Regions from separate parts of the Homo sapiens genome. Here region 1 is linked to region 2. Evidence: chromatin contacts called from ENCODE Hi-C or POLR2A ChIA-PET data. All regions are on one chromosome and are shown on one strand. Each heading gives the region's core, a stretch centred on a gene start or an enhancer-like site at or near the end of the contact. The rest is flanking DNA. Distances are from core to core; before and after follow the strand shown. Region 1 overlaps SYN3 (synapsin III). Region 2 overlaps SYN3 (synapsin III).

What was found. Hi-C counts contacts between places; a loop is a spot of excess contacts on that map. ChIA-PET counts read pairs that join two places held with the same protein, here RNA polymerase II (POLR2A). Pooled maps may share reads with other maps.
Region 1: a loop to region 2 is called in a map of endothelial cell of umbilical vein, with 9 times the contacts of the local background. The contact joins two enhancer-like sites. A Hi-C loop is called at or near these places in 3 of 168 maps with a recorded cell type or tissue (DLD1, breast epithelium and endothelial cell of umbilical vein) and 2 of 50 pooled maps. POLR2A ChIA-PET finds 5 or more read pairs at or near these places in 3 of 52 experiments (IMR-90, MCF 10A and activated T-cell).

What each region holds. Positions count from the first base shown.
Region 1 is chr22:32,698,439-32,703,354 of GRCh38, reverse strand. The region is part of intron 6 of SYN3 (synapsin III); the gene reads left to right. Among named protein-coding and RNA genes, the nearest start is that of TIMP3, 100 kb to the left of the region's middle. Within about 2 kb of position 2,722, at least 9 of the 41 ENCODE cell types and tissues checked have a DNase peak (open chromatin) inside an H3K27ac peak, as active enhancers do; they include breast epithelium, where a contact is called at or near this core.
Region 2 is chr22:32,659,769-32,664,867 of GRCh38, reverse strand. The region is part of intron 6 of SYN3 (synapsin III); the gene reads left to right. It overlaps LOC105373002 (a long non-coding RNA gene), which reads right to left. Exons shown (of 4, transcript XR_938176.4): 4 at 302-4,144. Among named protein-coding and RNA genes, the nearest start is that of SYN3-AS1, 87 kb to the right of the region's middle. RefSeq lists an enhancer at 2,741-3,940. Within about 2 kb of position 3,432, at least 12 of the 41 ENCODE cell types and tissues checked have a DNase peak (open chromatin) inside an H3K27ac peak, as active enhancers do; they include breast epithelium, where a contact is called at or near this core.

The sequences.
Region 1 (4,916 bases), core at 1,473-3,972, 39 kb before region 2:
GCAAAACTCTTTATTTAACTCCATTGGGTCAGAAATGTACAGATCCTGAGTGTGTATAATACCAGATTTAATTTTCCCAGTGAATTGTCACTGTTAGACCATTTAACTGCTCTAATTTATTTATTAATTTTGAACCCAAAGCAAAGTCTACCTCTTAAGGAAAATAAAAGAGCAAAGAGTAAATTCTGTATAAATCACATGTATTAAATAGTCTAGTGATAACTTTTTCAAGAAAATAAAAATTGCAATAATTTTATCTACCCTGATTTAAGGAGACCCAAGAAGTGATTTTAAAAAATATCTGGCAGCATAAAATGCCTCTAACTAACCCCAGCATCTAGACACTCACTAATATTTGATTTCTAATTACTTGTGTAGTTTGTCAGTCTTTAGCACAACGAAATCCAATTGACCAGAACATTTTGGTTAGATTGCACTTAGCTATGACTAAATTTTTACTGTTATTATTCTAGTTTCTTTGTGAATGTCTCAACTTTACTGCATCATTAAACTTTAAATTCGATTTTGATAATAAGAATATTTTATAAAATTTTTCAAACAACTGCAATATTCACACAGGAACTATGGTACTCTTAAAACCACTGTCATTTTTTTTTCTAATTTTAATTCATACCCAGTTCTTTCAGGATTGCTAAAGACAATGGCACTTTGATTTTAATTAAGTACTTCATTTGAAAGCCATGACTAATAAATGTCAAATGCTAAAGGTTAACATATGTTAAGTGGATATCAGAAGATCTTTTGTAACACGAAAAGAATTCAGGTCTGAGGGCTCTTAGTTTCAGAATCACTGATAAATAGTGCAGACAAGATAGGTGAAAAATAACTACCTTAATTTAGATGCTTCTATTTATTTATTTATTTGAGACGGAGTCTCACTCTGTGGCCCAGGCTGGAGTGCGATCTCGGCTCACTGCAAGCTCCGCCTCCCGGGTTCACACCATTCTCCTGCCTCAGCCTCCCGAGTAGCTGGGACTACAGGCACCCGCCACCACGCCCGGCTAATTTTTTTGTATTTTTAGTAAAAACAGGTTTTTACCATGTTAGGCAGGATGGTCTCGATCTCCTGACCTCGTGATCCACCCGCCTCAGCCTCCCAAAGTGCTGGGATTACAGGCATGAGCCATAGCGCCTGGCCGATGCTTCTATTACTTTATTTTTATCTTGGGAATCAATGAGCTCAACAATGGATTAGACATTCCTGTCACTAAGTCTCTACGCTTCAGAAGATAATACGTAAATAATTAGATTTGTTGTTTACTGTCTACATTGTCCATATCTATTATGTGTTACCAAAATATTGAAAATAAATACATGAATTTATTCCTGAAAGAAAATCAAGAAAATACTTAAATCACACACACAAAAATAAGTTCCTCAGTATGGTTTTCTTTGTGTTTTTTCTTCTTATTTCAGGTTCATTGAGCTTCTTGGGTTTAAAATTTCCATTGTTTGGAAACATTTTTTTCATTAATATTTTCATAATTTTTTCTGTACTCCCCTCTCTTCTTCTGGGATTCCAATAACACATAATGTCAGACTGTTTGCTATTGTTCCACAGCTCACTGCGGCACTGTTTGTTTTGTTTTGTTTTTCTGTGCTTTATATTGGGTAGATTCTATTGCTACAGCTTCAACTTCAGTTGTCTTCTATAGTATATAATTTGCATTTAATTTCACTTAAATGTATTTTTCATTTCAGATATTATATGTTTTATCTCTATAAATTCTATGAGCATCCTTTTACATCTTTAACCTCTTTCTTCATCAGCTTCATGTTTTTCTTTATATCCTTGGACATATTTGTAAGACTTAATAGCAGCTTTTTAATGGTCCTTGTCTACAAATTCAACCTTCTTATAATTTCTTGATCTGATTCTGTTGATTCATTTTTCTCCTGGTTATGGGTTATATTTTTCTGCTTTCTTACATACCTGGTAATTTTTTACTGGATGCTGGGTATTGTGATTTTTATGTTCTTAGGTGGTGGATTTTGTTGTGTGTATTTCAAGAATACTAGATTTTGTTCTGATGAGCAGTTAAGTAATTGCATCAGTGGGAGGGCAGTTTCTGTAACAGCTAATTATTCATGGATGGAATCACAAGTCCTCATTGAAGCTTTTTAAGCAAGAGTGTGACTCAATCAACTGTGTGTGTTTCTTTAAAAATCAGTCTTATTATTACTCTGCAGAGAACAGATTAGAAACAACAGTGGATTCTAGAAGGCTAATTCTGAGTCTGTTGAGAAAAGTGATCATGTTGACTTGCTTTCAGGGAAGCAGCAGTTAAGATGGGGCATATTTAAAATATGTTTAGAATTTATAGGACTTAGGGATTGATTGAATGAATATGAGGAGTTAACGAGGGAGAAGTAGTTATCGAGGATGATTCCCATTTCTGGAATGAGCAACTGAGTAAATGATGGTGTCACTTATTCTAACAGAACAGTGGAAATTTGGGGTGAAAAACCATGAGATCTGTTTTGAAGATGCGTTACCTATGAGACATCCAAGTGGTTGATGTTAGGCAGGCTGCTGGTCTGAAGTTCAATACAGAAATCTGGGCTGAGGCTGCTTCCTATTACATGGTGTTTAAAGCTATTTTTCATTTACAGCCTAGAAGCACTGGCCATATGAGTGCTTGTCTAATCCCCTAGAATTGTGAGGTCTTAGAGGGCTGGCTTGATGTGTTTTCCTCTTGTGTTGGCTGATGCATTGGTTGGCACGTGACCGGTGCTTAGTGAGTGTTTATGAAAGGGACAATAGCTGTTGGGGACTCCTTTTTTCATGTTTCTGAGTTTCCCCTTGCCTCCTGGTTGTCTAAAATGTTGCCTTAAATTTCATTGTTCTTGTTTGTTTTTCTAGTCCAGGCAGACTTTTCAAATTAGCATGTTAGTCATTTGTGGAGGGTCATGACCCTCCCTTGTTTACAATAGGGCCGTATTATGTCAGCTCAGAGATCCTATCCTGGAGCTGGAGTTGGGACCAGATAATGCAGGAGCCACATCCCTTCCAGGGAGGCTGCTGTCCAAGGCTTGGGCTACTTGGGCAAAATCTCTCAGATTCCCAAGGGATACTTTAAGCCTGTGGAATTTCACAGACTTCACATGAGCTTAAGACTCTTATAGTCTCCATAGTCAATCCCTGAGTTAACCTGAAAGTTGCCCAAAGGAGGGAGGAGTCAAGCCTATTTTAAAAAGAGGAAGCATCTGAAAGCCTTGGAATTCAGAGACCGTATACAAAATTTCAGGCAGAAATTTTCGATTGTTGGAACAAGCTTTGTTCTAGGAGCAGAGAACCTGAGTTCCGGGCCTGAGATTCATTGTATAATATTGAGAGAACAACTTCCCTTCTCTGGTCCCATTATCCCCCATCTAAAACTAAGAAGATTGGATTCGATGACCTCAAAGTGCTCTTCTATTTATTACATTCAGAGGAATTCTATGTCCTGGGCGGTATGAGTCATAGACCTTGCCTCAAGGTGCTTAAAATTCTAGAACTGAGATGAGAGGTAGACTCTGATATTCCCATTAAGACAGACACCCTGTTTCCTACAAATGCACTTGTATACAAATCTCTCTAGAGGAGAGGCCCTGTAGATGAAAAACAGAATCTTACTTTGGACTTCACAAGTAAAACAGCTTTTAGAATTTTACAGCTTTATCCAGAAATGAATCTTGTATCTTTTTTGTCTATCCTCATCTTTTGAAGGTAAACAAATTGGGCCCCGAGAGCAATGTGACTTGGTCAAGGTCACACAGTGAGTCCATGGTAGAGCCTAACTCAGCACCTACCCCCATCCCTGCACACACACCACCCTAAATCTCATCAAAACTGTTTCTCCACCACTCTCTCCCTTTTGGCACCACCTCCTGTCTCTGCAAGCTCTGCTGTCTCTGCAGTGGAACATTCCTGCACAGAGGGGATTAAAAGAGCAGGGGTGGAATGCTAAGCCTCCCTGCCCATTGGCAAGAGCATTTCTCCTGAACTGAGCCCAGCAGGGTTCAGGGGAGCCCAACGGCCCATGTGGAGGTCTGGGTTGTCAGAACCAACTTCAGCCTACATGCCAGGGGCTGTCCACACCCTGCCCTCCATCACGTAAAGCCCCCCAAAACAAGTACTCCATGGTGGGGGCACTGTGGAGTTTGGGTGTTGTCCTGGAGTCTTTCTGGGCCAACTCTGTCAATGTGCTCCGCCAAGCTCAATGGAGCCACTGGAGACCCTGGGCCAAGCTCTGTGGGAAGCCCGGCCAAGTTTCAGAGCGTCTAGCGCCAAGGCTGAATGTCTGGTTCAGTGGAGAGTAAGTCCAGATGTTTGTCTCCGGTCAATCTCTTATTGGCTTTCTAACTTTGGACACGGATGACCTACTGGGGCCTCACAACCTTGGGTAGATAAAATGAAGATGATGTGTCACCCCCCCATCCTGGAACACATTATCTACCCTCCTCCATCTCATGCCACTGAGTACTTGCAGAAATTAATGTCCCATATCTTCTTCAAGTACAGAGAAGATAAATAGTATTTACTTCCTACAGTTAGCTCTCAGTTAATCACCAAAGAGTGATATTAAGGGTATATAGATGCTCTAAAATTCTTTCAATAACAATGTGTATTTCCAATTGCATTTACTAACTACCTAAAATGATTCTGGAGCTTTGCTAGGTACTAAGGATAACAGAACTAATAATCCACCATCATTGCCCTTTACAGACTTTCTAATGATGAAGAAAAACAAACAAGAGTTATTATTTATAAAACACTAGCTTTTAAGGAGGTAGGTCCTTCAAACAACAACAACAGCAAAAAAAACACTTTGCCACATTTTTGGGTTTGGAATGTGGGGCTTCCACATCTGGGGCAAGGATGAATTGTTCTGTGAAAGAAACGGTAAGAGATT
Region 2 (5,099 bases), core at 2,183-4,682:
GGTGGAGGCGGGCAGATTGGGAGGCCGAGGCGGGCAGATTATGAGGTTAGGAGATCGAGACCATCCTGGCTAACACAGTGAAACCCTGTCTCTACTAAAAACACAAAAAATTAGCCGGGCTTGGCGGCGGGCGCATGTAGTCCCAGCTACAAGGGAGGCTGAGGCAGGAGAATGGCATGAACCCAGGAGGCGGAGCTTGCAGTGAGCCGAGATCGCACCACTGCACTCCAGCCTGGGCGACAGAGCGAGACTCTGTCAAAAAAAAAAAAAAAAAAAAAAAAAAGCGACCAATTGAGTACAGTGTATGCTGCTCGAGTGACAGGTGCACCAAAATCTCAGATATCACCACTAAAGGACTCATTCATGTAACCAGACACCTCCTGTTCCCCAAAAACCTATGGAAATAAAAAATAATAAATAAATAAATAAATGCTGCTGTTAGGTCAAGAAAGACAAGGACTAAAACACCGACCACTAGATTTTCCCCTGAAAACTATTTATTACTTTTAACCAAGTGCTGGCCAAGTCTCCCTGGCCTTGGATGGAAGGCATATCAATTGCACATCATCAGCCAAGTACTGATTGGATGGTTTCAATTGCAAAGGGGAAATCTTATCTCCAAGTCATAAGGTGGGATTTCTGACAGAAGGAAGAGCACACATTAGGTGAAGAATGCTAGACTAGGAAGGAATGGAGTCAGATGGCATGGGCACCAGTCTTGGTTTATCTACTTGCTCCCTGTGTGACCTTAAGACTCCCTGTAGCTCTTACCATCTTCACATACAATATGATGGGTGGTGAGCAGAGCAGGGTTCTCTGAGAGACTTTTCATAGTCTCTTCTCAAGTCTAAAATTCAAAGACATTTCCCTATCTTAGTCAGGGATGGCTACATAATTTGCAGGATCCCTTTTTCAAAATGTGCAGTGTGGGGGGGGAATGCTGTTAAAGATACTAAATATAAAGCTTTTTCTTTCCTTCCACTATCTCTCTCTTGACTTGTCATAATGCTGTTTTAATTGCTATTTAATATCATTCTAGGTAAAATAAATAAATGAAATTTTACATTATTCACGTGGATTTTACCATTTACTTTTACATTGTGCAATGCAAAATTTTAAATGCAAATATGAAAACATTGAACTCATAAGCAGAATCAATAAAATTACACAATTCATATTTCATAGTTCCTACATGCTGTATTAGTCAGTTCCCACACTGCTAATAAAGACATACCCGAGACTGGGTAACTTATAAAGAAAAAGAGGTTTAGGCTGGGCGTGGTGGCTCATGCCTGTAATCCCAGCACTTTGGGAGGCCGAGGCAGGTGGATCACGAGGTCAGGAGATCGAGACCATGCTGGCTAACACGGTGAAACCCCGTCTCTACTAAAAATACAAAAAATTAGCCGGGCGTGGTGGTGGGTGCCTATACTCCCAGCTATTCGGGCGGCTGAGGCAGGAGAATGGCGTGAACCCGGGAGGCGGAGCTTGCAGTGAGCCAAGATGGCGCCACTGCACTCCAGCCTGGGCGACAGAGTGAGACTCAAAAAAAAAAAAAAAGAGAAGAAAAGAAAAGAAAAACAAGTTGAATGGGCTTACAGTTTCACATGGCTGGGGAGGCCTCACAATCATGGCAGAAGGCGAAAGGCACGTCTTACATGGCGGCAGCAAGAGAAAATGAGAGCCAAGCGAAAGGGGTTTCCTCTTACACAACCATGCTACACAAAACTAACTCAACTGTTTTTATTTCACTTCTGGATGCACACACATTCTTCCAACCCCCTCTACTTGAGGCTTACTGTTGAGTAAGTAAGGACTAAAAGAAAAGTGAACTATGAATTGGCCTACCTTTTTCTTTTTTTCTGTGTCATCATATTCAGTATAAATTATTGGCTAGTAAGAAGGAACATGAGGGAATCTCTTGGTTGGTTGTTTGCTTTTCTCAGAAAGTGATTGTCTTCCTCATCTGTAAAATGGGGATACTTTGTAAGGCAATTTTAAAACAGAAAATTCATCTATCCACTCATGTAATTCTATACCACGCACAGTGCTTGGAACACATATGTGGTCAGTAAATATTTTAAGTGCTAAGAATTCAGTGTGGCTCAAGTTGGGAGGATGCTGAGGTACATAATAAAAATAACAGCTCAGCAGTAATTGAGTATTTATTATGTGCCAGGCATTGTGTTAATGCTATTGTATTAACTCATTTCCTCTTAATGACAGCCTTATGAAGTAGGTATTTTTATTACCCCCATTTTACAGATGAGGAACTTGGAAAGGTCAGTAACTTGGCCAAAGACCCGTAGCCAGTTAAGTGGCATATCTGGGAGTCAGGCCCAGGTCAATAAGATGCCAAAGCATGTGCTTTGGAACACTGACTATATTGGTCCCATAGTTACTTGGTAATAAAATCAAAGTAGTCAAAGAGCTATGGAGGGAAATGATGAGTTCCATCTGGGGAATCCAAGAAAGGCACTGAGAAGGCAGCTGTATGTACACGTCTGTAGCTCAGGAATGATGAACAGACTATAGATAAGATTTGGGAGTCCTCAGCTGAATGATAGCCACTGAAACCGTGAACATGGATATGAGTTAAGATAAGACAGCCCTATAGAACTAAGGCATCTGAGAGCCAAGGGAGGAGAAAAGAATGCCGAAAAGGAGACGTTGCAGAGGTAGGAGTGGATGCATAGGGGGAATACCTGGAAACCTGTGGACATTAATTCACATGCTACAGAGATGACCAATCAGATGACAACTGCAAAAAGACCTTTAGATTTTGCACGTGTCCCCACAGATGACTCCGGGTAAAACAGACTCCCTAGACTGGTAGATAAGGGGAAAGGGACAATGGAGAGATTTATAACTAAACTTGGTATGACTTTTCATCTGTCACATTCCATGGAAAAAAATTATCCTTTGTCAAACTACATTTCCTGACTTGGAGGCTAAGAAAAGTCAGTCACTGCAGCAAGATGCAAGATGCAACTTGGCTGTGGACATTTGCCAAGCCACTTACGTCCCCTCTTGAGGCCTCAGTTTCCTCATCTGTACATAGAGTTATTGGATGAGACATACTCTAAGTTTTCTCCCAGATCCAAAATTCTATTCCCTTCCGTTCCAGATGCTCTTTGAGGATGTTGGTGTTGACAAGAAAGGTGGGGGGAAAGAGAAGGACCCTGCTTGACCGCGACAGGTCCCCTTGTATCCTGTTCCCTCTCCATCTTATTTTCTCCACAGTGCTCTAGGGCAGCTGTGGAGCCAATGATGAAAACCACATGTTTCTGGGCAGCCCTGCTGTTGCACAATGCCGCCAAGGGGAGGGCAAAAAAGAAAGAAAGAAAGAAAAAAAAGAAAGTAAGTAAGAAAGGAAAGAAAAGAGCTTTGGAATTCTCGGCTTCTACAGACAATTCCCCCATTGATGTGCTGTGAGTCACGGCGGGCCGCCAGGCCATCATGGTTTCTGAATCACTTCCTTCAAGAGGGGCTCTCCACTTGTTCCCGGGCTGACTTTGGCCAGGGCTGGAATGCAAGGAGATTGGACCCTTTGGAGTGGTTCTGACTGCCTTCCTCTTTGCTGGAGCCCCAGAGGGGAAGGTGGAGGTGCTAGGCAGCAGGGCGTAGGGGTCTGAATGGAATTGAAGACAGCAGAGAAGCAGGTTGGACCTGCTTGTCCCAATTGGTGGACCCAACTCATGCCCCTCTCTCTCCCTCTGTTAGAGAAGAAAATGATGTAAAAATCCCAGATTAAAGGCCAAAGTTTTCTCTGGTGGGCACTAGACTCAGCCAGATCCGGAATTTCTATCCTCTCCACCTTGACATCCTGGCTGATGTGGACAAGGTTGACACCTTTTGAGCAGAGATAGGTTAAAGTTGATCCCAGCCATGTCTCCAATGGCTCACATTAGGGAACCTTGAACGGCACTCTCAGTCTCCCATCTTGCAATTTCCATCTTTGAGGTCAAGGATGTTAATGGCCCAAGAAGCCCTCGCCTGGGTGGTGGTCCTTAGGTGAGAGTCTGTTTTAAGTTCTTGCTTAAAATAAGCTTCACTTTTTTTCGGCCAAGACCCTTAATCCTTGCTCTGGGCCAGACTCTGCGTAGGCACCATGGATCCCAAGAGGAAATAGACATGGCGCCAACTGGACAAAAGAGAATGACAGGTAAATAAGTAATGATGCAAATTTATCACCAAATGCAGACTTGGGGACAAGGGGAGCTCCAGAAGGCAGCCAGAAATGTTTGTTGGATGGAGCATTTAGCGCCATTTTCCTTTGCCCGACCACCATTCCTTCCCCGCCAGCCCCTTAACCCCAGAACTTTCCAGAAGATCAGTATGAATGGGCCCTGGATTAGAGAGGAAGTGGTCTCTTCCCTCCACCAACACAGGGTGCTGTTTCTCAATGACCCCAGCTGTTAGGGAATATGCTAGAATGCCGCCATCTGGTGGGCACACGGAGCCGTGTCCATTTCGCAACTTTGCTGCACCTGGGGCAAGTGTCAGAGACGCACTGACCTGGAAGCCATGCCCCAAAGAAACCAGGTTTGGCACGGCTACTTATTTGACTGAAGTTACAGGTGATGAGCAAAAGGAGCGCCTTTTAAGGAGTCCTCCTGACCACATTCAGCTGGCTGTCTCCCTTTAAGGAGGTGAACTTGGAGGAAAAGCTAGTTTAGAGCAGGCACCATATCTTCATCTTCTCTATGCCTCTCATAGCCTCTAGCAGCAGATCCAGGAGGTAATGGGTGCTCAATGCATGGATGTTCAATGGGATCAGTTACTGAATATGATCAGTGAGAATGATAGCAAGGGTTCTTTCTATCTTGCACCACCATATCCCTAGCACCATGCCTGACTCTACAAATATACATTGAACCATTGAATAAAATTAGACTCTCGGAAGTAAAGATTCTGGAAACAGCAAACATGATTTGCTGGAGGACAGTTTAGGTATTGCCTGTATTGTCTAGTACAGCCTCCTTCCTCTCAGATGCATCCCAGGGAGACACAGTGACTTCACCAAAGTCACACAGCCACTCTTTAGAACTGGGACTGGTGGGCGGGCCAACTTGCCACCTGGTTGCCTGGCAGAATCC